Linked DNA regions of Homo sapiens: region 1 is linked to region 2. A link is an interaction called in ENCODE POLR2A ChIA-PET data of the cell type or tissue named here. Cell type or tissue: PC-9. All regions are shown on one strand. Links, peaks and the distances in the headings refer to the core of each region. The heading gives the core; the rest is flanking DNA.

Evidence for each region. ChIA-PET counts read pairs that join two places held together with the same protein. Peaks named below come from ENCODE experiments on the same cell type or tissue, not always from the same donor. Only the 100,000 strongest peaks of a DNase experiment are listed, where the experiment ranks them.
Region 1: POLR2A ChIA-PET joins it to region 2 with 9 read pairs; 2 of 35 experiments call an interaction of 5 or more read pairs at or near these places.

The regions. Positions count from the first base shown.
Region 1 is chr12:45,300,437-45,316,133 of GRCh38, reverse strand. ANO6 (anoctamin 6) reads right to left here. Exons shown (of 20, transcript NM_001025356.3): 2 at 14,041-14,120. Among named protein-coding and RNA genes, the nearest start is that of ANO6, 92 kb to the right of the region's middle. In PC-9, for the core only: no CTCF peak of the experiment used is centred there; no DNase peak of the experiment used is centred there.
Region 2 is chr12:45,594,367-45,610,063 of GRCh38, reverse strand. LOC105369744 (a long non-coding RNA gene) reads left to right here. Exons shown (of 3, transcript XR_944889.2): 2 at 9,280-9,400; 3 at 14,142-14,238. Among named protein-coding and RNA genes, the nearest start is that of LINC00938, 130 kb to the left of the region's middle. In PC-9, for the core only: no CTCF peak of the experiment used is centred there; a DNase peak (open chromatin) is centred at 8,473.

The DNA.
Region 1 (15,697 bases), core at 6,034-11,033, 290 kb after region 2:
TAACCCTTTATCCTGTGACATTCTGTAATGTGGCAGATAAATTACCGGGAAAATTCCATTACACCTCACAGAAGAAATAAATAAATCTGATTTTTATTTTTAAAGGAATTATTTAGAGAACAGCTCAGTGTGTGGCAAAAGTGGTAATGGGAAGACTATGAGTCCAGGGAAGAAAGGTGGAGCCTACCTGAGGAGGTTAGCAATGGAGATGAGAAGTAAGGGACAGATTGAAGCTATAATTTATACCTAGAATCAGCAGACCCTGGTGATTAACTGGACGGGGGTGAGAGAGCCTCAGTTATCAACAGGGTGTCAAAGATCCTGAGGTTTCTGGCTTGAGCGGCTGAGAGGATGATGATTACATTTATCAACATTCAGAGAACTGGAAGAGAAAAAAGATTAGGAGGAAAAGACTAAGTCCCTGAGGTTTCTATGTGGCAGTATCAGCATGCAGGGCTGAGAGAAAAGATTTAAGAAAAGGATAAACTTGGGAGTTGTCAACACAGAGCTCATCATGGAAGCTGAGGAAGTGAGTGTGAGGAGGAGAGTGAGTAAGTGAGAAAAGATGAGTGGGGCTCAGCTCTGAGGAATCTAACGGATAGGAAGTGCTTGGGTGACATAGGGCAGGAAGTGAAACGGGAGTGGCCAGAAAGAGAAATGGTCAATGTAAGACTATCTTTGATTCGCTTCTCCCTCACCCCCAACTCTCCTTTCCATATTCCCTGCTTCTGCCCAGTCCCCACTGGGACTATTATGGTCATCTCCTAACTGGACTGTCTGCACGTTGCTTCTCCCCCAGTTCCTCATGCATCCTCCCACCAGAATACTCCCTCTACAGTGGTGCTTTCCCACACAGTAGCCATGAGCCACACATGGCTATTGAAATTACATGAATAAGAATTAATTAAAAATTCAGTTCTTTGGCCTCAATAGCTGCATCACAAGTTGTCTCCATACCCATGTGTGGTCAGTGGCTATCGTGTTAGCACAGAGGCAGAACATTTCCACCATGAGAAAAAGTTCTGTTGGACAGCACTGCTACAGCATTGCTTTCTCTCTTCTGCTCAAAAGCCCAAACTCTTTAGTCCAACATTTCTACATTCCACATTATCTTTCCAACATCCTCTCCTCCCACTTCCCAAGATCAACTCTAGGCTCAATGCAAACTGGGCACACCCACTCATTTCCACCTTCACTGATATGTTCATGTAATGCTATTTGGGCACCCTCCTGTAATACATCCACTGTGATAGTTAGATATCAGCTTGGCTAGGCTATGGTACTCATTTATTATGCAGTCAAATACTAATCAAGGTGTTGCTGTAAAGGTATTTTGTAGATGTGGTTAACATCCACAATCAGGTGACTTTCAAGTAAAGGAGATTACTCTCCATTTCTGTGTGGGCATTCTCCAGACGTCAGTCAAAAGACCTGGTAAAATCCTGATTATATCAATATATAGATTCTGGCACAGATTTCAGTACCTCCCAAAATGTAGTCTTCAAGGTTGAGCTATATACCATTTCCTTCAAAAATACAAACCTGATTTTATATAGATATACACATATATGTATATGTACACATATATGTGTATATATATATTTGGTAGATATATACACATATGTGTATATATGTATATATGTGTGTGTGTGTGTGTGTATATATAATATATATATAATTTTTTTTTTGTAGAGATAAGGTCTCATTATGTTGCCCAGGCTGGTTTTGAACTCCTGAGCTCAAGCAATTCTCTTGTCTTGGCCTCCCAAAATGCTAGGATTATAGGCCTCCAGCCCAAACCTGATTTTTCTAAGGCAATGATTCTTAAACCTGGGTGTACATTATGGTCATCTTTTAAATGTTATATAAACACACTTAGGTTCTACTAAGACCAAGATAAGCACATGAAAGTGGAGCTTGGGCCTTCATATTTCAAAAGCACACTCTAGGTAATTCTGATGCACAGCCAGGGCGAGAACTACAACCCTAACTGAACTCCTCTAGCACTTCCTAAGTGCCTAACAGAACTCATTAAACAGTACACACTGCCTTATAGTCTTTCATTCAATCAACCAACCAACCAGCGTCAACTGCACGACTAACACTGTCAGACAATAAGATGATGCAGGAGCCTGAGGTGAACAGTATGCCCACTCTTGGCCCTGTGGGTAAAGTTGAGATAGACTGCTTTGTATTTCTCTAAGCATACTGATTAATAAATATTTAATGAAAATTTTACTCCAAAATTTAGTGAAGCTAATAGTCGCTTACTCAAAATAGTACATAACTTAAATAGCCTATTTCTAGTTCATTGAAAATTACATTAGCACGTGTAAGTGCTCAACATATTTATTTATTGATAGGTTGTGCTGTTGGTATTTTATAATATTGCTGGGTATGATTAACTCTCAACCTCTTGATAATTTGGTAGGTACTTAAGTGTCTGTAACTGTACTTTCTCAGGCACACAAGTCATCAAAGCTCTTGCCTGCTCTTCTAAGAAGAACAGAACTAATTCCTGATACCAACACACTCTGATTTCATTTGAAAGGGAATGATACGGGGTATGGCAGGGCTGAGTAATGTAGGGCTGTGGCCATTTCAATCCTAGGCAGCCCTTTCCCTGTAATGTGCTTAGCCAACCACAAGCATCCATAAATGTTAGATAAGACTATTCACTATATTATTATGAACATCATTTTAAGATAGCTAAAATGTTTCTCAGTCACCGTGCAGTCACTGAACAACACTCCAGTGAGGATATCTACTGCTGATCTTTCTGCTTTTTACATATGAGGAAACTGAGGTTCTAAAAGGAAAAGCGACTTGTCCACAGAGGTCTGAGAGCAGGGTTGCATGGAAAAACAGGGTTTCTAATTCCCTGGAGTCCATCTTATGTTCAACTTCCTAGGGCAACCTTCAGAATAGCTTTCACCTACAAAAAAGGAAAATTAAAAATAAGTAAAAACACTTCCAAAGTCTCAGAAGTACCTCATCTAATTCACCTCTTTTTAATCTTCTTCCTTCATATCTCACAGATGGTATATTTGCTTTTTAAAAACACTTAAGGTAGATGAAAGTACATGACATGGTAGTGATACCATTAGCATCACTGAATGACCTGTCAAAATTTTCATTATTTGTTTTTATTTTAAGGAAGTCAGGAAAAAATCTACAATTTTTCCACACATCCTGCATTTTACAAAACACACAAATTTGCAATCAAATTTTATTCCAGCTACAAGTATGGTCTTGACTTGATATATTATAATACATGTTAACATCATAAAGATCCATATTATTGGTTTGCCCATTACAATTAATGGAGATGCTGTTTGGTAGTTATTATAATCTGTCAGGTCACATTATTCTACATTTCAAAGAGTGACTTGGGAGAAGGAGCTGTAAACACTTTTTCCTTTTGAAGAAGCCATTAAGAGTTTTCTGGGTAAAAGCATATTTATAGTTTCTTACTAGAGACATACTTGAGGAATACATTTGAGACTTATAGTAAAGATGTACTTTTTATTATTATTTGTTAAAATAAGGAAAACTACAGTTAACTAATGGGACCTCAGAAATAAAAAGATTTCAAATCATCTTTCCAAAGCCCTTCAGCCTTCCAAATTAATTAAGAGTTCAAAATACAGGAGGGATGGCAGAAGCTGAAATCCCACTGGTCTCTCCTTTTCAATTTTCTGGGAATCTTGTGAATTCACATTGTGTGTACATGCCCACCAAGTTCTGTCTTTCTCTTTAAATTTTTATTACAACATTTTACATCCATGCTGCTTTTTAGGTCATGATACGATGAGGTTATTTGCCAGCAAACTCTCAACTTTAACTCAATTATTTTGCTTCTGTGGCTTTCCTGGCCATTATTGTGATTATGCTTCTAGATGACTTATAATCAAATGAGTTCCATGGTAAATACTGATATCACATCTTTGTTCAGAATGTCCAGGGCTCCCTGCTTTCCTCACCCATGTTTTTGTCAAATTAATTTTGACATTCCCCAGATAACAAATAGCTTGCTGAATTTCAAATGTGATACTTTGTGGGGTGGGAATTCATGAGACATTTTACAGCAAAGGATTTCTGGAAATAGTGGAATAAAACCAGGTAGAATGAACACTGTTATATGGAGAAAGGGTTTTAATCAATTACATCATTTGGCTGCTAATAATATGTTAAATGAGGAAAAAAACATAAAATGGAGCAATGCAAATACATCAATGAACTGCATAAAACTCAATAGGGTGAGATGTCACAGAAACCTCTTTTCCCTCATTCCCCACTTTCTATCAGTTACCAAGTTAATCAATTAGAAATTGCCAATTGTCATGTCCCACTGACATGGCCTGGTTCAAGCATTCATTATCTCCATGCTAGATTGTTATCCATTTCATCTGTATTTCATCTCCTCCAAGGTGTGAGGTATTTTAATTATGACAAAATCTTTCTACTGAAATGAAATCTAGTTGCTCATATATACCTTCTATTCATGGGTCTTAATGCTACATTTTGCAATGCCATCCACCAATTACTCTTGACAAATATTTAAATCTTGCTGTCATGTTCTTGCCTAAATATCGGGATCTTCTACCATGCTGATCATTCCCTCTCAATATGCTCCCCTTTTAAAGTCAGCACTCAGAATGAGAGGCAGCTTTACCAATACTGAGCAGGAAAAGCCTAGTATTTCCTTTATTCTGGACACAGGTACAAATGCGACCTAGATTTTCATTAACCTTTTGACATTGTTATCACATGCTCAATTCACACGGAGCTTCGTTAACCAAATACCCAGCCATTTCATGTGATCCATCATTACTCTCTGCTCTTAGGCTATTTACTTAAACAGCTGATATTTATGAATTAGGGGCAGGAATTTACTTTAATTCATATTGATTTTTGTCTCCTCTAGAGATTGATTTTCATCCATTATTCCACAGTTTTAAGAATAACTGCCCAGATAAGCATGCTGTCACCAGGCACACATTTCTTCATTTTGTATTTAAATACATTTTTTCCCCACACATCTTGCTAAAATCAAAACACCAAAAATGTCTGTGGCCCTCTCCTATTCTGTCAATCTAACAACCTCCATTGAAAAAAAAGTAATGTATTCAGTTTGGGATGACTTATTTTATTGAACTCATCATGTTGGCTCCTAATGACCTTTTTTCTAATATTCACAAACCATCTGCTTAAACATCTCATTCTGGAATATGGAGATTAGTGCTTCAGCTCCAGTGTCTCCATTTATGGGAATTTAGCCTATGCCCAACTTCTACCCTAACTTCACCCCTTTTTGAGAACTGTCACATTTGCCCCACTAGATTCTGGCAGCTGTCCCAGTCCCTGTATCACCTTGAGATGACCGGCTGCACTTCCCAAAGCAAATCTACAAGCTCTTTTAATACCCTGGTTAACTCATTTGGAACAATTATACTCCTTTCTAAAATATTCTTGGGCAGCATGAGCTTCTGTAGACTTCACCAGACCTTTAACCATTATCAATCTAAAGTTCACTTTCACTAACAGAAAAGACAAAAGTAATATAGAAGCTAGTAAGCTGTTTTCTCATTCATCTCATACAGTTAAACTGACTTCCTTAAACTGTGGGCTGACCACTGCTTCTTCATCATCTCACATAACTCAAAAATCAATCAATCTCTCTGATCATGCTAAGCATTTTTTCACAAGCCTTGACTCACTTACTCAGGACTTTCATTTTACACTCACATTTTTAGGCTAAGAATGGAAAAAATAAGATTAGAGTGTTCAAGAGGACTATTAGTACAGAATGATCATTTGTTAGCCTTCTGAGTTAAATTGGCTTTAGCAGGTCTTGTCTGGCTGGGCCCAGCAACTTAATCACCATTTATGACTGTTTCTCTGGGAAAATAACATTCTGTATTCCAAAAAATTTCTAAATGACATCTTCACATGTTAAACTGCTGCACTTTTGCTCATACTCCCCAATCCTAACAAATCCATAAATTTAGCTTTTGACTCAGCCACATACAGCAAATAAATATTCCTCCATATTCAGACAAAAATGCACATTCCATCACCTTCGGTTCTTGAATGCACAAAAAGCTTTCAGCCTTGAGATGCCATGTGAATTCCTACCACAGCAAATGGGCCAATTTAGCAATTCTTACTAGCCAGTTTCTCTCTGATCTCATTTCCCCCTTTTCAGAGTCCTTTTGCCAAATTAATGTTCCTTTGTTTGGTTTTCTTTTTTGGTTGAGTTTCTTTTTTAGTTTGGCAAGCTTAAGGCCAAAGACACAAGGCAAAGTCATCATATTTCTTTGTAAGTCCAAGTGAAAAAATGCTTAACCAAGAGGGTACTGCCTTATTCTCAGACTTTCTGATCCTGAAGATCTGGAAGTCTGTGGGCAGACCTTGAGAGTTTAGTTGGGTTTCTGGGATTAGCCAAGAAAGGTCTTGGATTGACCATAAAATAGACCAAAATATTTTTCAATAGCCCTAACACCAATTCAGTTGCTTCAGAAATAACCAAAACAAAGTCTGGACTACTCAGGGAAAAAAAAAAAAGGTGAAAATAGATCCTTGAACCCACTTTGAGACAAAACCTGCAAGTAAAAATTTGTAGACCTGTGGGTAGCTGGCTCTGATTCTCTCATACCTTTCACACCTCAGGGCAAGGAAGTAAGATTAATGTTCTTTTCCCAAGTGCCACTTCCAGACCATTACTCCTCAATGTTCTTGGAAGAAAATTCATTTCAGGTCCATGTGAATAGAATACAACCCCAAAGCTTCCTAAAGTCTATAATTTCCAAATTCCCAGCTGCTGCTCCTGGTTCACTGAAATTCTGATTCTGGGCTCACATGTTCCTCTCCAATGTGTGTCCTTCATCAGACCAGGACCTATGCATCCAGAGACATGACATGACCAATGCATTCTGGCCTCTCAGTAGCCTCACTTCTTACTGCCAATCACCTTCTCCCTTTCATGCACTAATGCCATAGTCCCACCCCAGCCCTTGCCATCCTGAAAAATTCAAGAAGCATTTATTTAAGAAATATTCAAAAAGAACTTATTTAAGAATCCCTCTTTCTGACCACAACTACATTACCTACTCATTTCACAAGACCCCAGGGGCCCCTCGACTTTTTCTAATCAATCTGCCAACCCTCTTCTTTCTTCCCTTCCTTCCATCTTTAGGGCCACATTCCAGAGCACACTGTTTCAGTGACATCTTGCCAATATTGTACTCTCCATAATGTCCATCTACAAAGCCCCAACTCTGGCTGAGGGCTGCTATCTGCTTTCTTGCTGTCTGAATGATGCTGGAGAAAGCCACACAGCAGGGCAGTGTGGTAGGACTATAAATTCAGGATCATCAGCCCCACACAGGCCCTGGCCACAGCCCAGAAATCCTAAAACTTTTTCCAGGTTGCTCTAGTTAGCCTACTCTCTCACTCTCCAAATTGGTTAAATCAAACTCTGCCTATTCTACACTTGCTCCCCTCAAGCTGGATTTGAATGGGAAAAACACACAACCACCCAACCCTGACCATGACCACTACCATTGAGTAGGCTCTCATTGCTGCCAGCAATGACATTCCATTTCCCCTGTGCATTCACTTTCCCACTCTTCCAGATGAGTGTCTCACCCCTTTCTCCTCACTTCGGATCCCATTTCCCTCTTCAATCTTAGCTAATGCCTTGCTTTCCATTTCACTGGTGAATGAAAACCAATCAAGAAAAAGCTTCCGCAATCTCCTATCAAATCTACTGAACTAATTTCATCTGTGTCCCAATATGCTGGCTTCCCTCTTACTTCTAAGAAGGAACAGTCCCTACAGCTATGGCCAATCCCTCCACTTATAGACGGGATTCCCTTCTTGCCCTCTCAGGGACATTATTCCAGTAATCCTTCCCTCTCACTCTTGCATCATCAGATTTTCTCTCCCTACTGAACTGCTCCCACTACCTGACAAACAGTAATTCCTGCCATCTTAAAACTCTCTTCACGGTAATCACCCTTCCGGGTACTACCCCTTTTCTCTGTGTTCTTGCTTGGCAAAAAAAAAAAAAAAAAAAAAAAATTACACACACACACACAGACACACACACGGAAGTGTTACCTAAATTCTCTGTATCCAGTTCCTCTTCTTCCATTCTGTTTTGAATCCTTTCTAATAAGGTTTGGATTCTACCACTCAACCCAAACCCCTCCTGTCATGGTCTTTTCCCTATTGTTAAATACAATGGTCAATTCTCCATCATCAGAATGTGGTCATTCCTTCCTACTTTATACTTTCTTCACTTGGCTTCCAAGACTCTTCACTTTCCTCCCACCTCACTGGCTCCTCCTGGCTCAGCTTGTCCTGCTGATTTTTCCTCATCTCCGTGACCTGTAAACACTGGTGCCCCCGGGCTCAGTCCAGCATCTCCTCTCTATTCTATCTCACTCCTTTCCTTGCTGCTCTCATTTCGTCCCATGGCTTTAAACATCACCTGTGTGCTGACAACTCTCACATCGGGGGTTGGGCCCCCCTCTTTAACTCTTACTCCAGGTTCACATATCCCACTGCATACTGACTTCTCCACCTGAATGTCTCAAACTTTACATATCCAAAACAGAATTTTGATTTTTCTCCTGCATATCCTCTCCCCAAACTGCTCCTTCCACAGACTTCTGGGTCAAAAACTTAGAGTCATTCCTTGACTGCTCTTTCTCGCACAGCTCACATTTGATCTGTCAACAAATTCTATTGCTTCTACCCTCAGAATGTATTCAGAATTTGAGTATGTCTCTCTATCACCATAACTAACACTCAGGACCAACCCACCACCATCTCTCATTTGGATTCCTGAGAAAGTCTAATAGGTCTCTCTGCCCCTGCTCTGCTCCTCCATAATCTATTCTCAGGACAGCCCAAGGGATCCTATGAAAACAGGGCAGTTCAGGTTGCTCCTCTGCTCAAAATCTGCCAGTTTACCCTCCAAAGGCTCACCCTCAAATGACTTCCCAACTCAGAGTAAAACCAAAGTCTTTACAATGGCCTATGAAGTCCTCATATCTATTATTCTCTCGATCTTTCATTCTACTCCAGCCACAGTGGTCTTCCATTTCCTTAAATGTATCTAACAAACTCACCTACCTCGAAACCTGTTTATGCTACTCCTTCTGCTGGGAATGCTCTTCCTCCAGATTTCCAAAGAACTTGCTCCAGCAGCACCTTGAGGTTTTTTCACTTGGAACTTCTCAGTGAGATATTCCCTAAACACCCTATTTAAAACTGTCACCACCCCCCCAACACATACACACAAATAATCCCTACTTTTTCTCTACAGGATTATCTGACGTTTGTGTTTTATGTCTCCCCCATCAAAATGTTAGCTTCACAAGTGCAGGGATTTTTTTTTTCCTGTTTCTTCACCTAAAATAGTAGATATCGAATGAATATTTTAGTAAATTAATATTTTAACTCTTCCTTGGGATCACATGTGTTTTCATATGGTTGAAGATAATCAAAAATTGAATTTCAGGGAATCAAAAATATTTTTCTATAAAGTAGTATCTTCCTTCAAAAAGGGAGTCAGTTACACAAAATCTCAGGGGGATAATTACTCTTCAGACTTCCTTCTCTGTGTATCTGTGACACTTAATTAATGGGACATATATTTGTTCTCCTTTAATCTTCATCTTCCTGAGCCTATTTTTCTATTTAGCCTTTCTAAATCCTATGGTTTCTCATCATCTTCCCTGATTTATCCTATTATAAACCTAATACTCTTTTGCCATCCCAAATTCTTTCTTATTATTTATTCCAAATTTCGTAGAGACTAAGCAATGAAAAACATCCTCGGTTGGCATGAGATCAGAGGCAAGAAGAATCTTCCAGCTTCTCAAAAGTCAGTAGGGTTATATATAACCTCGAGTTCTAGAAAGGCTGGAAAATGTCAGTCTCAGATCATAAAACGTAATTCCTTGGCCTTCTCTTTCCTTGTGTTTTCATGTTGACCACAGCCTGATTTCTATCCATGGCAGTATCTTCCAGCTTGCTGCAAGCAGATTCACTACTGCTAGATCAGAATCCTTTCCCACACCCCATCCCTCAGCTCATGTGTACTCAGGCAACTGGCCCATCTGAGTTCCTGGGTCAATGTCAACAGAGTCAGAGTTTCTAGAAATAGCCTTGACCATTACTGCTCCCCCTGCACCTCCAGTTATTTTTTTTTCAACTCCTTGGGGCTTGGAATCAACCTGGGGTCTAATGGGCCCGCCATGACTGCCCCTTAGATCTCCTTTGCTCTTAACCAGACCTGGGATTGGGCAAACTAAGGGAAGTGTGGGATATCCTGCATGCAACCACATGCAGAACAACATTTATCTGCTCCATCACCATGTGGACGCCTCCCCATCCTCAGTTTCAATCACATGGCCTATTTCTGAAGTCTCTACTTTTAAGACGGAACTCTACAAGGTTATCTGAGTCTCTGGTCCTCAGTTCCCAGCCTCACTTTAACTGATTCCCTTCCCCAGAGTCATCATGCACCTAATCTATTTTCATCCATGTCCCCAAATGATAGTCACCATTCACATAGTTCCAGAACATCTGGCTATGCCACCATTTTCCTGACTACATCCTCCTTGAACTAACTGCTTTCAAAGTAACAATGGATTAGTTATGCTTATCAATATATTCAACAAATAATGTCAGAGACAATAACAATGTTGGAGAAAACAAAACAGTGTGGGAAAACGTTCAAGATAAAATGTTAATGAAACGAGTTATAAAACAGATTTCATTGTGCTTAAACAAAAAACTGAACCAGGATTGGGACAGTTTTCCACCACAGCAAGATCATCAAGTTACTTTCTAATGCCAGTATTTGCCGGGTCCCTTTCACCTGGACTCTTACCCACACACCCATCTTACTTTGGAGTGTGTCTATGTCACAGTTTCTAGTTTCAACACATTCCCAGCTCCTAAGCTTTGGGGTAGCAAGAACACATGCACCTTATGTTCACATCTCTATTCACCACTTACCATTTTTGCATAGTTTAGCTAAACTTATCTGCCTCAGTCTGCAAAGTGGGGCAGGAGCTGGAGAAGAGCAACACAGATATGCAGGTGACATGTAATCAATGGACAAACTCCGCAGCAAGTGAGAGAAGAAGCCACTGGGGATGCTGCCAAGAGCAAGGTAGGCTGTGGTCTCCAGGCCACTTGGGAGGTTCACAGCAGCATTTATTTCACTGTGATATATGCACACTATACAGCAGTGCTGGCTTTACCTAACTAGTCACATTAGAGACACCTCAGCTGTGAAGGAAAACTTGAATGTGCTTATGATGCCAGCGGCCAAGACTATTCAACTGGCAATGTTCTCTTAGGTCTCGTTTCAAAGGAAAGAAAAACAGAAATTCTGAAGGAAATGAACTAATAATGATAAGCATTTTAGTTTCCCTGTTAGCCAAACTCTATAAATACACCCCATTGTATAAAAACACTAGGCTCTTGATCCTTCTAAAATCTGAACTATTTGAGGATAAGGCCCGAGTAAACATGAACTAGGCTTTGCTTTATTTCGGTTCAACTCCACAAACTGCAGTTGGACCTTCCAAAATGCCAGATGGAGAAAAACAGAATATTGATTTTTCACCTCCTTTTATTCCTCTTTTCAGTCTTCTTTCTTCAATTTTGCTTTGCCTTTGGGTTCTTTCTGCTCTCAGGTTTGTACTGTGACACTCATTTCTGATTTTAAAATGTGGCTTGAATCAACTTACCTGATTTTGTCCTGGCATTTGCCTGCCTATACAATGGGAGCCACCCATTTTCACTGACGCTGTAAGCTTCTGCCTACAAAAAGAGCTGAGCTTAAATATAATGCTTGATTCCTCTGGGCACCCTGTTCTCAAGGCACCACTTCTACACCTTCTGTTTGTTTACCATGGAGACAGCAGTTTATGTTTACTGTGGAACTGGGAGTACACTGGCTAAGCTGATGCTAAGGAGAAAACACAGCAGCTATTTACATGTTACACAAAGAAGTGACCTTAATGAGCATCAGATGTGTGAAAATCTACGAAGCACAAGAAAATCCCAGATTCTCTCCCGAACATGTTATGAACCCATAACTAGAGAAAGATAATAGCCAGGATACAGAAATCTGTTATCAACCACACATACAGGGATATTGTGATTAACAGTTTTCAATGCCATCAATGCAGTCTAACAATATGACTCTCAATAATTCTGTAAGCGTGAGACTGAAAAATAAAAAAGTGGGGATTTAGCCCAAGAATCTCCTTCCAGCTTGGGTGTTCTCAGATTCACTGTGAAAACAAGTCTTTCAATAAGGTAAATGTATTCTGTGAGCCCGGAGTTCCACCCCTGGGCATTCTAGCTTAGACTAGCTGTCTTCTTCCACTTTGAAAAGGAAAATGTGGTACTCAAGAAGTTAATGCTGAAGGTGGAGGAAGATTATCAGTGTATCTGCCTTATCTGTGGCAACAAACTGCCGAGACTTGCCAGTCTGCAACATCGCAATACACTCAAGGCTGTTCTTGAGGAAAATACTTTTATTTTCACATAGGGAATTGGTGCGAACTATGTATAGGTTTACCAGGCGCACCAACACCTTGTTGCACACAGTTCTTTTTAGATTAGATATGTTGCTTGAAAAGTATCAACAAAAGGAGCCAAAAATAAAACAACAAAAAAAAGAGGCAGCTTCATGAGTGTCTACCAGTATCATACTCAAATGTGAAATATCTGTGTCAATTCTGCTTTTGGTCTCTAACTGCAAAAGTTAGAAAACCCACAAAATTGCTCTGCTACTTTAAGATGCAGGAATATTGGTGGGCATGCACAATTTCCCTTTACCAGAAATCTTATTGAATATAATAGGGAAGTCATTGAATACTACGTCTTTCTATTATATCCAGGTGATTTTCACAGTAGGCAATCTGCTAGTACACCACAGGAGTCCCACACTTTGAAATAAAATGGCATTGTGGATACAGTTTTATGTGCCATCCCTTTTCAGTCCAGAGCACTCTCTAGTTTCTTTACTCTTGGTTGAATTGACTAGGCAATCCATAAAGAGTGAGCAAGAACAGAAAAAGCACATAATGAGGTTTTTTTGGTCTTTACCAATAATACAATTGTGCTCTGCCAATTACTGGAGTGGTGATTGTATATCACATTGAAAATAAATAAAAAAACATTTCTGCACTCCTAAAGTGGTAGGCCATTTGCAGCAGGGACAAAAATCAGGAAATGTAAGTGGATCCTGGCATGTTTTTCCTACATATCTGGTGCAATAATATGGTACATGAGTCACAGAAACACTTGTTCCCATCCCCGCCCTCCAAATGAGCCTAATGTAAAAATCTATTTACTAAGGATATTTTGCACAAGGCATCCTATGTGCTTAATTTTCTTTAAAAAAGGCATTAATAAAATCATAGTAGCTTCTAATAAGATTTTTAATTCCTTAAGGGTAGGAACCATGGCTAATCTTTAATGAGTCCAATTTAATGGGAGCATTTAGTTCCCTTCTGGTAGAAACAACCAACAGAATATTCCTAGCCCTACAAGATACATGTAGGTTGTATCACTGAAAGCTCCAGGATGAAAGGGAAAGTAGACTATGTTCGCTACCAGTGACTGGCACTGGTCAATATACCTGTATATGCTTAAAGACTGCTTTCCAGAGTTACTAACAACAGATACTGACAGCAATGGTATCAATGAATGGAACAGGAGTTTCAGAAACAAGATGCTATTTTATTACAAAGTGAACTCCCATTTGCAATTACATGAACAATATGAAGAACAAACCTATAGACCATGATGCTTACACAATCAAGTTCAGCAACCTATTCCCAAGAGACACCAGAGCTCTGAACGCACAGTCCCTGCAATAAGATCTATGTAGGATCTACAGCCATTGAAGGAATGAATTCATAAAAGAACTTTTTTCTCATTTTGTGAAAAATCTCTTAGCTTAAGAATACAAATTTAAGATAAAGGAATAGTACTCACAAACTCCGGGGTTCGAAAATCATGCTGACTTTCCAGTGATCCCAAATCGGGGACAATTGTCTGTCCAAGGTTTTCCAACACTAAAAACGAATGAATATATAAACAAATGAAGCATGAACCTGCACTGGCTCACGTAGTTCTGTACTTTTAAATCAGCAGCACCGGGTTATTAACATTGGTAGCACATTGACAGGTTTATATTATTTAACCCTTTCAGCTATCAGATATATTAAAAAATATGTAGCAGCTGTTTCATCTATTGGATCTACCAGACGATGCCAGGGTTGTAGAACACTAGGTCTTAAAATTCTCTAGGCAAGGTCTACCACTGAAAATCATTTAACTGGTACACAGCAAGCAAATGTTACAAAAGTCTAACTAAGAAACACTTTACTGATGTTCTGTTTTCTATTACAGGGTACTGCTGTGAAGTCCCTTTGTGGGTAGCAATCTTCTTTTTCTTTTTTTTTTTTTTTTGAGACAAGGTCTCACTCTGTCACCCAGGCTGGAGTGCAGTGGCACGATCACAGCTCACTGCAGCCTCGACCTCCTGGGCTCAAGTGATCCTCCCACCTCAGTCTCCCAAGTAGCTGAGACCACAGGTGTATATTACCATGCCTGACTAATTAAAAAACATTAAAAAACATTTTTTTTTCTTTTGTAGAGACAGGGGTATCCCTATATTGCCCAGGCTAATCAGTCTCAAACTCCTAGCCTCAAGCGATTCTCCTGTCTCAGCCTCCCAACGTGCTGAGATTACAGGAATGAGCTACCATGCCTGGCTATTTTAAATCTGATAGAAATATAATGGGAGCCAGATAGAATTTACTAGTAGAGACGTTTTTAAAAAAAAAGAAACAGGTGAAATTAATTTTAATAACATAATTTATTTAACCCATACTACCCTAATTATCATTTGAACATGTAATCAGTGTAAAAACTATTTATGAAATATTTTACCTCTTTTGTGTTAAGTCTTAGCAATCCAGTGTATATTTTATACTCACAGTGCATCTCAGTTCAGACTAGCCACATTTCAAAAGCTCAATAGCCATTTGTGACTAGTGGCTACCATATTGGACAAGTGCCATGTTAGAGGGATAGAGAAACCAAATCAAGAAGGTAGGTCATTCTGTAAGACGCTATAGTTTCATCTTGTCAACAAGTTACTGACATGAATAAAACGAATTGTTCCAAGTTAACAAAACAATCATTTGCAGCATGTGGTTCTGGATTGGATCCTGGTTTAAACAAATGAGATGCAAAGAACTTTTTTATTTTTAACTTGCAAAAATTTGAATAGAATTTTTGCTATGTAAGAAAATGTTCTGAATAAATGTAAAGAGATATTCTTAAATATTTAAGTAAGCTTAAAGATTTAATGTTTAAGTAAGTTTAAATAAATATTCTCATTTATCAATAGGTCCAGCCTCTTTAACAAGTCAATGACATTAAAAAGGGAGATCAGATTTAAAGAGCCCTAAAGGACATAACCACTAGCAATATAGGGTCCTCAACTGGATCCTAATTTGGACAAACCAGTTATAAAGGACTTATTTTTCAAAACTGGAGAGTTTGAGTATGGAATAAGTATAAAACTATAAAAAATTATTTTTGGCTGGGCATGATAACTCACACTTGTAATCCTAGCACTTTG
Region 2 (15,697 bases), core at 5,512-10,511:
GTCACTTACTGTGTGCCACCACTTTATAAGCACTTCATGTGCATTTTCTCATCTGTGATGCAGATATTATTATTATGTTCATTATACAAATGGGGAAATTAAGCTCATTGAGGTCCTGAAACCCTCCCAAGCCCTACTTCTAGTAAGGGGTGGAACATACTTTCAAACCCAGACACCAAGGCCCTAGGGGTTCCCCACCGTGGCTTTATCCTGCTTTTAAATTTTTTTTTTTTTTTGAGATGGAGTTGCGCTCTGTCACCCAGGCTGGAGTGCAATGGTGCAATCTCGGCTCACTGCAGCCTCTGCCTCCTAGGTTCCAGCAATTCTTCTGCCTCAGCCTCCTGAGTTTCTGGGATTACAGGCACCTGACACCACACCTGGCTAATTTTTGTATTTTTAGTAGAGACGGGGTTTCATCATGTTGGCCAGGCTGGTCTCTAACTCCTGACCTCAAATGATCTGCCCGCCTCAGCCTCCCAAAGTGCTGGGATTACAGGTGTGAGCTACTGTGCCTGGCCTACTTTTACAATTTAAGGCGAAAGAGAGAGAGAAAAGACTGTGTTTTCTGCTTCTGTTTTTAATCTCTTGCCTCCTATGTTTTTATATACACATGTAAATAACTTGAAGATAGACAGTAAGGGTTATAGGATGGGGATGGGAAGCAGTATGGATGGAGAGGACAAGAAATGCAGGTTAAGTGTAGGCTGGGGGAGGTAGTAAGGATAGTGCATAGAAAAAAAAAGGAAAGAATTCACCAAATTCCAGGTTGGTTAAGTTTAAGTTTACATTTTTAGAAAATCTATTAGTGTGGAGGCCTTTGTTGCTTAGAGTGAATAAGAACATTAAACTGTGGAATGGTCTTTGACTCACCCCTTCCAAGTATTGATCAAAAAGCAGGTGAAGATGGGGAATGCAGGAAAGCAACATAACTGTGACTGTACTGTGATATTAAATATCTGTGATTTTTATTGGTGATAAAATCACATGCACTCCTATTATGACTGTAGTCTTTTGCCTACCTTCATAATGGAAGGAAATAAGATTTCAGTTAACGATTTCAGTTAGAGATTGTTGAAAAATAAAGGGGTAGTGCTTTCCCCATCTCAGTTCACAGATATTCCTGAATGCTAACCAAAATGTTCATAGGCCCCAGGTTAAGAACCTTGCATTCAGTGTCATTGTTCCTGGGTCATGCGATCAGGCCCACAGGGTGAATTAAAGTAAACCAATCGTAGTAATTCCATTCTTTTTGCCAGTGGTAGTTTTAGGCATTGGCTGTAGCCATCTAAGGAAACAAAGTCACAAACCTGCTTGAGAGAGAGGAGGAGAGGGAAGGGACAGAGTAGTGGAGTAGCATTTCTGTGGAGGGGTTATTTACTCTTTAAAAATGAACAATAATCAGCTGGGCGCGGTGGCTCATGCCTGTAACCCCAACGCTTTGGGAGGCCGAGGTGGGTGGATCATTTGAGGTCAGGAGTTTGAAACCAGCCTGACCAACATGATGAAACTTTGTCTCTACTAAATACAAAAAAAATTAGCCGGGCATGGTGGTGCATGCCTGTAATCCCAGCTACTTGGGAGGCTGAGGCAGGAGAATCGCTCGAACCCGGGAGGTGGAGGTTGCAGTGAGCTGAGATTGCGCCACTGTACTCCAGCCTGGGCAACAGAATGAAACTCAGTCTCAAAAAAAAAAAACAAAAAAAACCAAAACCACCTCAAAACCTTAATCGTCATGTTGACCCCATAAGAGGATCTAGCTTAAGGGGACAACCCCCAGGCATGGCACAGGAGGCTGGGAAAGAAACAAGAAACTTCACCCTTGAAGATGTGGTTGAGCAGCTGACCCACCCACTCCTGCAGCCAGACTGGAGCCACCTACTGTTGGGCTTCATGTTGTATTTATTATGTGTATAATAATATATTTAAATATATGTCGTGATTATTTTGTTAGATGATAAACTTCTTACTGTTTGAGCTCTTTTTAATTTGTCCTTCTATTATTAGAAGCAGAAAGCATCCCAGCTTCTACAGACTGCATCATGTGGATCCTGCCTGTCTTTCTATCTTTACTTCTCACCATTCTTCCCCTGGCTCACTAGACTTTTGTTTCTAGCTCTTTGCTATTTGCTCTAGGGATGCTGCCCATCCCTCTTGTCTGACCAACCCCTTCCTGGCCCATAAGGTGTGAACTTGAATGGCATTTCTTCAGACAGACTAGTCTGATCCCTCACTCTAAATTTTATGTTCTCTCTCTTCCTTGACCCCCTTTCCCCATCACTTTCTATTTTTCTGTTATTTCTTCTCAGACCTTATCACAACTAGCACTTAATAAATATTATCTTGGGTTCATTTATTTAATTTCTCTCATTAGACAGCATGCTCCAGGAGAGCAGAAGTCCTAGCATCATTGTATTCCCTGAATTAATATGCACAGTGTCTGTGCATACACAAGTGTGTGTTGAATAAATAAAAGCCTCATCTCAGTCTGATTCTCTTCCAGCACTCAGAAGAAGGTAGGATATACCTTCCTGGGTGACTGTGTCTTAACACAATCTCCTACATTACTCTTATTCCTGTCTTGGCTTTTGTTTGTTTGTTTGTTTTGAGACAGGGTCTTGCCCTGTTGCCCAGGCTGGAGCACAGTGGTAGGATCTTGGCTCACTGTACAGTGTCAACTTCCCCAGGCTCAGGTGGTCCTCCCACCTCAGCTTCCTAATAGCTGGGATGATAGGCACACACCACCACACCCAGCTAATTTTCAAATTTTTTTGTAGGGACGAGGTCTCACTATGCTGCCCAGTCTGGTCTTGAACTCCTGCACTCAAGTGATCAGCCCGCCTCTGCCTCCCAAAGTGGTGGGATTACAGGCATGAGCCACCGCTCCTGGCCGTGTTTTGGCATTTTAAGCAGACAAATAAAAGCCTAACTCAATGATCATAAGTTGCAGAAATAATTGGAGCAGTGAAGAATTGAGCCACAGGGATAGGATAGTTTGAGTGGGAGAATAAATAATAACTAGTACTATGAATAGGTACACAATTATAGTATTTTTAAAGAAACCTACTGATTTTTAGATATAGGGTGCATTCAAGCACTTCACTAAAATTTAACTCTAGTTTTCCCAGTGTATTCTTATATTGTCTAACATTGTAATCTACAATGTGATAAATATATTCACTCTTCCAGTTGTTATGTGTCATTTCTGTTTCGTATCTTACTACATTGCTGAGAATATCCTGTGCAATTTTAAATAATGGTGGCTTTATCAGGAGCTTTGTTTTCTTCCCCATTTTAATAGAAATGTCTCTATCAGTTGTTGATGTTGGCTCTGTGTGTGATATTTTTAAAAAAATCATATTAAGGAAGTATTTTTCTATTCCTGAAAGTTGCTTAATTATGGTACCAGTTGGAAACATGTAAAGAGGCATAAGTGGTTTGAAAAATTTTTTTTTTATTAATAGATATGGGGGTCTCACTATGTTGGATAGGGTGATCTCGAACTCCTGGCCTCAAGCAATCCTCCCACCTTAGCTTCCTGAGTGCTGGGATTATAGGCATGAACCACCATGCCTGGACTCTAACTGTTTTTTTTTTTCTTTTTTCTTTTTTTTAACATTCTGTGAGACTGGTCTATTTTCATATGTCAAATCCTCTTTACTTTTATCTTGTCTCATTTTTTTATGTAAGTCTATTTGTGAGTGTCCCACCTTCCTGCTGAGTGGTAGGCCTAAGTTTGCAGAGATAATAAAATGGACTTACTAGGTGACCCACACAAGTATTAAGCATTGCAGCTGAAGAATGATGGCTGAATATGTAACTGTCATCTGCTGTTCTTTTAACTGCTCCTTCTTGACATGAACTATGTATTTAATATATATTTTACGATATACTACCTATAGTTACTACCTAAAAAGAACTTACTCTGTATCAGCCCTATGCAAATCACTTTATATGGCTTCTGTCATTCAGTCTTCACAACATTCTCTGAGGTAGGTTCTACGATTACAGTTACCAGACACAGAATTCAAAATATATATGCTTGCTATGTTCAAGGAGATAATACAGAATTGAGAATTTAAGCATAAAATTGGAAACTATATGATGCAATACAAAAAACACAAAAAATTAAGACTATAATAAATGTGTGCAGTAGACAAATGTGAAGAGAGAATTAGAAAATTGGAAGATAGGTCAGAAGAAAATATCCAAAATAATAATGGAGAAAAATAAGAATGGTTAATAGCTGTATGGGATACCATGAGAAGAGCTAACATATGTATTACGGGAGATCCAGAAGATTGAAGAGAGAAGAAAGAACATGAGCCAAAAATAATATTTGAAAAGATAATGGCTGAGAGCTTTCCAAAATGAATGAAAGCAATCAAGCAACAGATTCAAGAAGACCTGGGAACCACAAGGAGTAAAACTACAAAAAGAAACTCTAATCTAGGCACAACAAAGACAAACCAATGAAAACTAAAGATAATACATTTTAAAAAACATAAATCCTTTGCACACATTTACACACATGAAAATCTTTTTTAGAATTTTAGCCATTTCCACTACCTGTAAAGTTCATCTTCTTTTGGGATTTTGTATCTGATCAGTTCTATCTTTGGAAAGTCTTTTATTTTTGTAGGTAAATTTCTTTGCTTTTATTACGGGATGGTAAAATTTTTTCTTCTAGTGAAAATGGCAGAGGCAGATTCATGTGCTGACTACATTAGCTGCTTGAGTGTTAAGGTAGCAATTCCAGTATCCCTAACTATGTAAGGAATAGAATTTCTCTCTGCGGTGACAGGAAGGAAGAAACTATCAAAGGAGGTGTTCTTTCACTATCTGTAGTGGAATTCCCCGAGAGAAAAAGACAATCTAAATGAATTACTTAAGATTTGTTTATGGACTATTTCTAAAGTGCAAAAGATTGAAATTATAAGACATCTAAAAGCAAAAACATAACAGGAAAAACAACAAATAGTAGATGGTTTTCTGGATCAGAGCTGATAAAAGAAAATCTTCCACCACATTAAATTTAAAAAGGTTTAATTGGGCAGTGAACGATTGGCAAATTGGGCAGCCTCCTGAACCTGAGTAGGCTCAGAGACTCCAGTGCAGCCATGCGATGAAAGATTTATGGACAGAAGAAGGAAAGTGATGTACAGAAAACAGAAATGAGGTACAGAAACAGCCGCATTGGTTACAGCTTGGCGTTTGCCTTATTGAAACACAGTTTGAACAGTTGGCTACATTTGATTGGCCAAAACTCGGTGATTGGCACAAATGTAGGCTATGGTCTGGTTACACCTCCACTTGTTATAATTCGCGAGGTACAGAGAAACCTTTAGGCTGAACTTAAGTAAGGAGTCACCTTTAGGCTAAATTTGATTTAACAGAGCTGAGGCACCAGTGTTTGGATCCAGGAATTCTGGCAATAAAAAACAAAGAGGAATAAACATAAGATTATATCGCATTTATTTATTTATTTACCTAGAGATGGAGTCTCCTTTCACCCAGGCTAGAGTGCAGTGGCGCAATCTCGGTTCACTGCAACCTCCGCCTCCCAGGTTTGCCCAATTAAAGCAATTCTCCTGCCTTAGCCTCTCGAGTAGCTGGGATTACAGACGTGCGCTACCACGGCTGGCTAATTTTGTTTTGTATTTTTAGTAGAGACGGGGTTTTATAATGTTGGCCAGGTTGGTCTCAAGCTCCTGACCTCAAGCGATCCACCTGCCTAGCCTCCCAAAGTGCCGGGATTACAGGAGTGAGCCACTGCGCCTGGCCAGGTTTTATTTTTAATTTTTAATTTTTGGAAGCACAGAGCATACAGATTCACTTACACAAGCAACATTTTTTCCTGGAAGTTAAGAAAAGGAGACAACAAACGTAGTTTAGGAAGTGCTGGATTTGGAGGTAAGACAACTGGGTTCAGTTCTAACTTTGCCACTCCTTAACTGCTCAATTAATCTGTGTCCCAGTGATTTCTAAAGAAAGGAGGATAAAAATAATTGACCCACTTGCCTCCTGTAGTTGATACTTACAGTCACATTAGAAATGTTAGATAAAATAATATTAAGAAAGACTTCTCTGGAGGTAAAGGGATGGGAAAAAGTACCTGCCTGCTTTAAATGACTTCAGGAATAAAAGTTGGATTTCATTCCAGCATACTTGACTGCAAAGAAGAATCCAGTCTCAATGTCAATAATCTTGAGGATTGAAAGAGAGGCATTAAGAATGAAGATGAAGCCAGGCAGGGTGGCTCGTAAGTGTAACCCTAGTACTTTGGGAGGCCAAGGAGGGCAGATTACTTGAGGCCAGGAGTTTGAGACCAGCCTGGCCAACATGGTGAAACCCTATCTCTACTAAAAAATACAAAAATTAGCTGGGTGTGGTAGTGCACACCTGTAGTCTCAGCTACTCCAGAGGCTGAGGCATGAGAATCGCTTGAATCCAGGAGGTGGAGTTTGCAGTGAACCGAGAGCATGCCACTGCACTCCAGCCTGGCAGCCTGGGCAACAGAGTGAGACTTTGTTTCAAAAAAAAAAAATGAAAAAGAAGAAGAAGGAAGAAGGAAAAAGAAGAAGAGGAGGAGGAGGAGGAGGAGGAGGAGGAGGAGGAGGAGGCAAATAGTGTCCCAATATTTAGAAAGTATTTATATAGTATGTATTGGTAGAGGCAAGAAAGAACATGAATTCCAGGAGAAAAAAACTAAAATATATTGATCTTTGGCAAGATTCTGTAGTGAATTTTGAGATAGTTTATTTGTTAGGTGAAGAAAGAAAGTTGCAGTTACCAGCAACCAATAGGACTTCACCAAGAGCAACTTAAAACAGCCATTCTTTTTGTTCACGTTACCAAACTGGTAGGTTGAAGGAATGCATCATGATTCTAACAAAACAGATGATGAAGTTTCTGGGTATCACTGAGAACAAGATGAAGAAAAGGGTCAAGAAGATAAAATAATTAGGTAGATTCCCTAACTGGTTGAAGGCTTGTATCTCAGGATCTCCCACTAATGAACTAGGTGGCAAAGCTTTAGCTGGCATGCTGCATGGGTCTGTTCAACTTCTTAAATTATCTGCTTAGATGAAGACATGCTTACTTCATTTTGAGATGCTATAAAGAGAGTTAATGTGTTGAGTGACAAAATGAGATCTGAAAAGGCCAGGTATGGTGGCTTGTGCCTGTAGTCCTAGCTATTTGGGAGGCCAAGGTGGGAGGATCACTTGAACCATGGAGTTTGAGTCCAGGCTGGGCAACAAAGCGAGACTATGTCTCTTAAAAAAAATAAATAAATAAGGGCTGGGCACTGTGGTTCACACCTGTAATTCCACTTTTAGCGGCTGAGGTGGGAGGATCGCTTGAGACCAGGAGTTCAAGACCAGCCTGGGTAACATGGCAAAAACCTGTCTCTACTAAAAAGACAAAAATTAGTCAGGTGTAGTGGCACATCCCTGTAGTCTCAGCTACTAGGGAAGCTGACATGGGAGAATTTTTTGAGCCTGGGAGGTCAAGGCTACAGTGAGCCATGGTTGTGCCACTGCACCTTGGCCTTGGTGACACAGCAAGACCCCATCTCAAACAAAGCAAAACAAAGCAAAAATAAATAAATAAGACCTCAAAATATCTTTATAGCTTTGAAGCAGCTGCGAATGGAAAACAGTAAATTTAATAGGGAGGAATAAATACAAAGTGAACATTTTCCTTACATTAAAAATTAGCTGCACAGGATGGTAGAGATTTGGCTTAATCAGTTTATATGCAGAAAGGACTCAGGGTTTTCACTGACAGCAAGGGCAACATGAGCAAGTCATGTGATTTGCCATAAAACACCCCCAAAACAAACAAAGATCCTTTCTTCTTAGGCCAGACTGAGAGGAATACCCTGTCCAGTCCAAGGAAATAATAGTTCTTCTGTATTTGGAATCAATTAACTTACATCTGGATGATCGTGACTAGATAGGGATGCCACATTTTAACGGGAGCATTGACAAAGTGGAGCTGACCAGGGAGGGTGATCAGAATGTTGAAAGGTCTGGAAACAATCACACAAAGAACAGCTGGAAGATCTTGGTTTATTTTGCCTGGAAAAGGGGATGGTGCGGGTCTGTGTTTACAGGGGGAGATAACATAACGTCTGCAAAGAATTTAGCACAGGGCACTATACCTAGTAAACACCCAGTAAATGCCAACTGTAATTCTGGTTCCAATAATGGAAGCCTTGAACATTCCATAGCCTCAAAAGGCAACACTAGCAACAATGTAGAGAAATTGTGGGAAACACTAACTATTTTAATATAGAGATGGAAGAACTTTCCCTCACAACTATGCTAAGATACAACGGATTGTTTCTTGACTTAGCCATCACCTGAGATATTATAGAAGTATCTGTTTTTATAGTAGCTATAATGTCCTAAAGAGGTATAACTAGTTGGTATTATAAATCATCTCGTGGCTTAGAAGCAGAACCTGTTATATCACTTGGCCATTTCTGAGAGACAAGCTTGGATGCTGAAATAAGACACTTTGTTAGTACTGCATATGTTCTTTGAGTGGAAGACATATTTGCAGAAGGTATGACATAATTTTCTTTTATTATTTTTAAGAAAGAAACATTTTTCAGGAGAATGTTAAGATTATTAGCATATAATAGCACTCAATAAATATTTATTTAATGAATTATCAAGACAAAATAATTTTCATTGTCACTACCTGTAATGACTAGAAATTCCCAAGCAGAGGGAACGTGGCAATGAGAAAATAATCTTTTCAGACTGGATTAAGAAAATATGGCACATATACACCATGGAATACTATGCAGCCATAAAAAATGATGAGTTCATGTCCTTTGTAGGGACATGGATGAAGCTGGAAACCATCATTCTCAGCAAACTATTGCAAGGACAAAAAACCAAACACCGCATGTTCTCACTCATAGGTGGGAATTGAACAATGAGAACACATGGACACAGGAAGGGGAACGTCACACACCGGGGACTGTTGTGGGGTGGGGGGAGGGGGAAGGGATAGCATGAGGAGATATACCTAATGTTAAATGACGAGTTAATGGGTGCAGCACACCAACATGGCACATGTATACATATGTAACAAACCTGCATGTTGTGCACATGTACCCTGAAACTTAAAGTATAATAAAAAAAAAAGAAAATAACCTTTTTCCTCCTCACATCAGAGAAATCTTTTCCCACATTGTGGAGTGCTATACGTGTGTGTGTGCATGTGTGTGTGCATGTGTATGAACTTAATCTTCCTCATCCTCAGGGAATTGTTCCTGCCTGGAGGTGAGGGAACCATCAATGGCCTTGTCTGAGATGCACGCCTTGGTGCACAACAAACTCCTCTGCCATCGCTTAGTCCTTCAAAGCTGACAGTGCTTTTAGAGGTAAAAGCTAAATGGAAATCTCTTTTTCTCCTCTTCCTTTCTCTTCTTAATGTGCATTTTGGGAGGCAGTAGGCAGGCACACCTACTGTATTGCTGATTCACAAACTTGAGAGCAAGGGTTCCTACTGCTGGTTGTATAGACCTTGCCAGCAGCTTGTTTTTATCAAGGGACACTTTAACAATCATCATTAATAACGGAGCTAATATTTTTTCACTGAGCTATTACACAGTGATGGAGAGCCACTGGTAAACTCAGCCCCATGCCCTGACCTAACCAATCACCTTGCTTTCTAGATACTAGATCAATTAGGATGTTTAAGATTTAAGGTGAGATGTCAGATAATTTTGATGGCTAGGAGATACATACCTACCAACTCTACTTAAATCTGTTCATGATAAGTGATATCATAGATATATTCGATTTCTCAGCTTTAAAGAACTTTAGAGATCATGCAGTTTTACATTATTCCATTCAAATAAAATAGAAGGAAACAGCTTGGTACCCAGATGGAGGGGTTCACCACTAGCCTTAGCATATCTATTTTATAAGTTTTATAAGAAAAAGGATGAAAATAATACCAGCTTTTAAACTTGTATCCCATTCTGCAAGAGGTGGTTTGGGGATCAGCTTCTGAGGTTGGATGGGAAGAAAACAGGTCTATGTTGGAGGAAACAGATGGAGCCATGGTGAGAAACTCAGATGCTAGTGAGATTTATTTTTACTACTTGCAAGTGGAATTGTGAGGGAGGTATTTTAAAATATAGTCAGACTCAATTTACGTAAACAGTTATGAACAGCATTAAGGTTTAGACTTTAGAAATTATGTTCAGTTTAGAAGTTATGACAGTTATATGAAGTTGTTCATATTGCCTGTACTGGTGATAGTAACAACGTCCTTTCTTTTCCTCTTGAATGAATTTTTTTAAATTTTGAAACTTGACCGAAAAGGTGACTATGTAGACTGAGAAACCATCAGGTTACAAGAACAAGGAAGAACTGTATTTATATTTTGTGCTTGTGACTAATGTTGGAGGCAATCATTTATTTATGTATTTATTTATGTATTTATTTATTTACTTATTTTGAGACAGAGTCTTGCTCTGTCACCCAGGCTGGAGTGCAATGGCATGATCATGGCTTGCTGTTGCCTTGACCTTCAGGCTCAAGTGATCCTTGTGCCTCAGCTTCCTGTGTAGCCGGGACCACAGGCACATGCCACCACACCCAGCTAATTTTTAAATTTTTTGTAGAAACAGGGCCTCACTATGTTGCCCAGGCTTGTCTTAAATTCCTGGGCTCAAGCGATCCTCCCACCTGGGCTTCCCAAAGTGTTAGGATTACAGGTGTGAGCCACAGTGCCTGGCATATATCCTAATACACTTTCTAATGTGATTCTCTGACACATGCATGAGTTTTAGGATTTCCTTCCTTCATTTATATGACTTTATCTCCCATCATGCCATATATAGTTTTTTTTTTTTTTTTCAGTTATTTACTTCCTTCCAAGATTAAAGAGTTTTGGTCATTTTTAAGCTGATTTATGTGACCTTAACTCCAAATGTTATTCTTTAAAGTAAATTTGTAGGATATTTGGGAACTATTTGGGCACATTCCTTGATTGCATTCAATGTCTCACAATGTGGCTTATAATGGTTAGAATAGACTGGGCACAGTGACTCATGCCTGTAATCCCAGAACTTTGAGAGGTCAAAGTGGGAACATCACATGAGTCCAGACATTTAAGACAAGCCTCATCTCTACAAAAAAATTAAAAATTAGCTGGATGTGGTGGCATGTGACTGTGGTCCCAGCTACTTGGGAGGCTGAGGCACAAAGATCACTTGAACCTGAAGGTCAAGGCTTCAGCGAGCCATGATCATGCCACTGTACTCCAGCCTGGGCAACAGAGCAAGACCCTGTCTCCAAAAGAAAAAAAAAGTTTGGAATGAAAACTCTGCTGAGGTTATTTTAGACTCTGCAAGCAGAGTGATTTTATTGTTGTTTATGTTAACACTGGGAGTAGGAGCCTCTAAGAAAGTTGAGATGTCTCTGACTTGATGTCAACAGTTAATCTGGAAACATGAAAACCAGTTTAAGTATCCCCTTTTTGAGATTAAATTATCTGAAATGTCAAGATACTAGTTGTAATCTTGTTTCTTGGCACCTACTTCTAACCCTTAAACACAATAACTCAATAATCAAGAAAAGTATTTTGGAAAAAAAAAAAACCCAGTAATGGTTTATAATTGAGGTCAGCATAGTTGTGGGACTGGAGTGCTCTGTAAGTGACACGCAGTCCGGGAAGTAGATTTTGGGTATCTTTGATGTTTCTTTCTTTCTTTTTTTTTTTTTTGAGATGGCGTCTCGCTCTGTCTCCCAGGCTGGAGTGCAGTGGCGCGATCTCGGCTGACTGCAACTTCCGCCTCCTGGGTTCAAGCAATTCTCCTGCTTCAGCCTCCTGAGTAGCAGGGATGACAGGCGCCCACCACCATGCCCAGCTAATTTTTGTATTTTTAGTAGAGACAGGGTTTCACCGTATTGCTAGGCAGGTTTCACCATATTGCCAGGCTGGTCTCGAACTGCTGACCTTGTGATCCGCCTACCTCAGCCTTCCAAAGTGCTGGGATTACAGGTGTGAGCCACCACTCCCGGCCTGATATCTCTTAACTATGATCTGAACAAATCACCTGTGAATTATAACTGAAGGGTTTTCTTATTAAGATGCCATGTCCTATCCCTAGCAAATAAAACTAACCATACTCTGGGATATAAGAAATGCAGTGAGACTTTTTGCAATGCCAGCATTAGAAGCCTAGCTGAAGCCACACACTCCAGTCCAACCAGGTGCTCTGTAGATTTTATTGTGTATAGAAAATGGGCAGTAAGTAAATAAAGTCTATATACTTAAATATAAACTTACATTTATTGATCTCCAATATTTTCCTTCTCCCCTGCTTTCAATGGGCAGCCTGGCCCTCAGGGTTGTCTTACTTCAGTGATTGTTGTAGGGTAGGTAGAAGTGGGATGGGACAGGATAACGTGGACGCTGCTTGGAATCATGCTACTTCTCATCTTTTGTAAAAGCCTAAGCTTATTTAAGACATTGTTCTGGAAATATTGGATGAAGAAGAGAGAGACAAGATGCTTTGGAGGGCAAAAAGATAAGAAAATGAGGATTTTTGAGGATCGACGTAAGAAAGAACACGGTCTCCAGGGCAGAGAGTAAAGAAATACACAGTGTATTGAGCACAGGCTCCCCAAGCCCCGTCAAAATGTCAGTAAAGGAATTACAAAATGTGTAAGCCCATAAGGACAAAGAGAACAGAAGAGGCGACAAGAGCAGATCAGAGTTATCAATAAAAGTTTAGAGTTTGAAAAGTAAGTAGGTATGTTGTAACTAATTTAGCAGATGAGGGATAACTGAAACCTACCTTTCTCTAGAGGCGGATAACTAAAAGAAATGGGCAGTTCACATCATAGAACCAGGGCAAGTCTTAGAACCGGAGGCACCAGATACCATGGAAATGGAGGTGAAGGGTAAGACTGAACCAGGAGGAGTGGTGAATGTTTACCTAAGAAGTAATGAGACCCCTGTTCCTGTTTTCTACCTGGGTCAGCTGGTCAGCTACCTGTTCCCTACCCTGGTGGGTGACTGAAGATTTGTTTTTTTCCAGGAACTGAACTAGAATATCAGGTATTAGGGCATTAGGAAGGTGCTGGAAGGAACACAGGAAGATGAGAATGAGGTGGGAAGGTAGCAGGCAGGAGAGAAAAATCTGGATTTCTTGGAAGGTTTGCCAGCTAAAGCCAGACCTGACAACTGAACAGTGAAGAAACACCATCAGAAACCCACAGAGCAGCTTGAGACCAGTAAAGAAAGCCTGTTCTGAGGAAAACTGGCAATAGTAGTCCTCAGAGAATCTGATTAGGGCTCAGATCCTTCAAGCAGAGTAAGGACAGAGAAAGAATTTCCAAGTTACTGTTGAAGTGACGCATTCTTGCCATGAACCCCCACAAGCATAACTAGGTTGGGAAAGAATAAATGACCTTCATGTGTAGACCAAACACAAATGGAGAAATATAAGTGCTGAATAAACACATGAAAAAATGTTCAGACTCACACATGATCAAAGGAGATACATATACAATGAGATGTCCATTTCAACTAGCCAAGATTAAGAAGAATGAGAATACCTACTGTTGGTCAGGGTGTGTTGACCCAGCATAGTGCTGGAAGGAGTGTAAATAGACTATTATTTGAAGAAAGTGTTTTGACAATATTTATCAAGAGCTTTAAATATATTCATTCCTTTTGGCCCATAAATTCTGAAAATCTCACCTAAGAGGAATATAACTATAAATGTAAATAAATATGAATGATAAAAGATACTTAACATTTATTATCTTTAATAAGTAAAAGATTAAAGAAACTAAATGCTTAACAATAACATCCAAGTAAATTATGTTACCTTGCTGCAATGAAATATTATGCAGCCATAAAAATTTATGTTCACAAAGGGTTTGCACAGTTGAAATGTTGATGCAATTGTATTAAACAGCATAAACATTTTTATAGATGGTATGCTCTCACTTATGTGAAAGAAAACTGCAAAAAAATGCTTGGAGGAAATGTGCCAAAATATGACAATTGCTGCGTGTGTTTGGATTATATATGTTTTTCTTCCTTTAATTTTTTAATTGAATTTTAAAATTTTCTAAATAGCTTTTTTTTTTTAATAGGAATGAATACTTTTGGACTGGAAAGTAGACCTGGAAAAATGGCCGTTAGGTTTTCTGTTAACTTCAAACTCATCGGGGAAAGTAGATATAACAAATGTGTAGAGGTGCAGTATTTTAAAAACTGAATTTACGTTGAGGGGGATGAGTAAATAAAGTACGGAGGGCATAATAATGTCCCTCCAAAGATGTTCATGTCCTAATCCTGAGAACCTGTGAATATGTCAGGTTTCATGGCAAAGGGGAATTAAGGTTGCAGATGGAATTAAGGTGTCCTAATCAGCTGATGTTGAGGTGGGGAGATTAACCAGGATTTCCCAGGTGGGCCCAGTGTAATCACAAGGGTCCTTGTAAGTAGAAGATAAAAGCAGAAGAGAGAGAGAGAGAGAGAACCAGAGAAATGGCAATGTGAGAAGGACTTGGCCTGACATTGCTGGCTTGCAAGATGGAGAAATGGTGCCACAAGCTAAAGAATGTGGGTAACCTGTAGAAGTTAAAAAGGCAAGATAATTGATTCTCCCCTAAAGCCTCCAGAAAAATGATAGCCTGTTAACAGCTTTATTTTTGCCCAGGGGGTACCATTTTAGACTTTTGACCTTTAGAACTGTAAGTTAATACTTTTGTGTTGTTTTAAGGCACTAAGTTGATGGTAATTTGTTACAGCAGCATTAGGAAACTAATACACACACCATGATCCCATTATTATGACAGAAGTCAGAGTCACTAATAAAATGACAAGTATGTGGTTCAACATTTATATAAAGGTTTAGAGTATATGAATACTTTCAACATGCTTTAGTTTATTTGATCCTCACAGCAATCTTGTAAAGGAGAAAATGCATGCTGTTCCTGATTTTGCAAGTGGGGAAAATGGAGGCTTGGCATGGTAAAACAATTTGTTGAAGGCTACACAGTGGCAGAGTTTGGATTCAGAGCCTGGCCTCTGACCCCAAGTCCATGCCTCTCACCAGGCACCTTAAAAAGGTTAAGCAAAACAGAGCAGAACCCTTTGTAAAATGTGGATCTCTATCTTGGCCAAGTACAGCAGAGAAAAGGAATGCTGTGAATAGTTGGTGTGTTAAGTTTATGGGATTTATTTTCTACAAAATTTTTGAACAGAGCAAAAGAAATTAAAGTAATAAAATCCAGTCATTTCAAACCTGTACTCCAGTTATTTTCTTTTCCTTCTCCAAAAAACGAAAGTATATTTATACATTGACAAATAGGGCAATTCTTGGATTCCTGGGGAGGATGATCAAGTCTGCAGTTTGGCTTGCCTACCCACCACTGATATTACTTTGCCTTTCTTCTACTCATGGTCACCTACATCAGATGATGGCAGTGGGGATTTTTTTTTTTAAGGTGCAATTCAAGCCCTTGGGTGATGGTTAACTTTATATATCAACTTGACTGGGCCATGGGTGCCCAGACATGTGCTAAAACATTATCTCTGTATGTGTCTGTGAGGGTGTTTCCGGATGAGATTAACATTTTAAATTGCTAGACTGAGTAAGCAGATAGCATTCCCTAAAGTGGGTGGGTCTCATCTAATCAAGTAA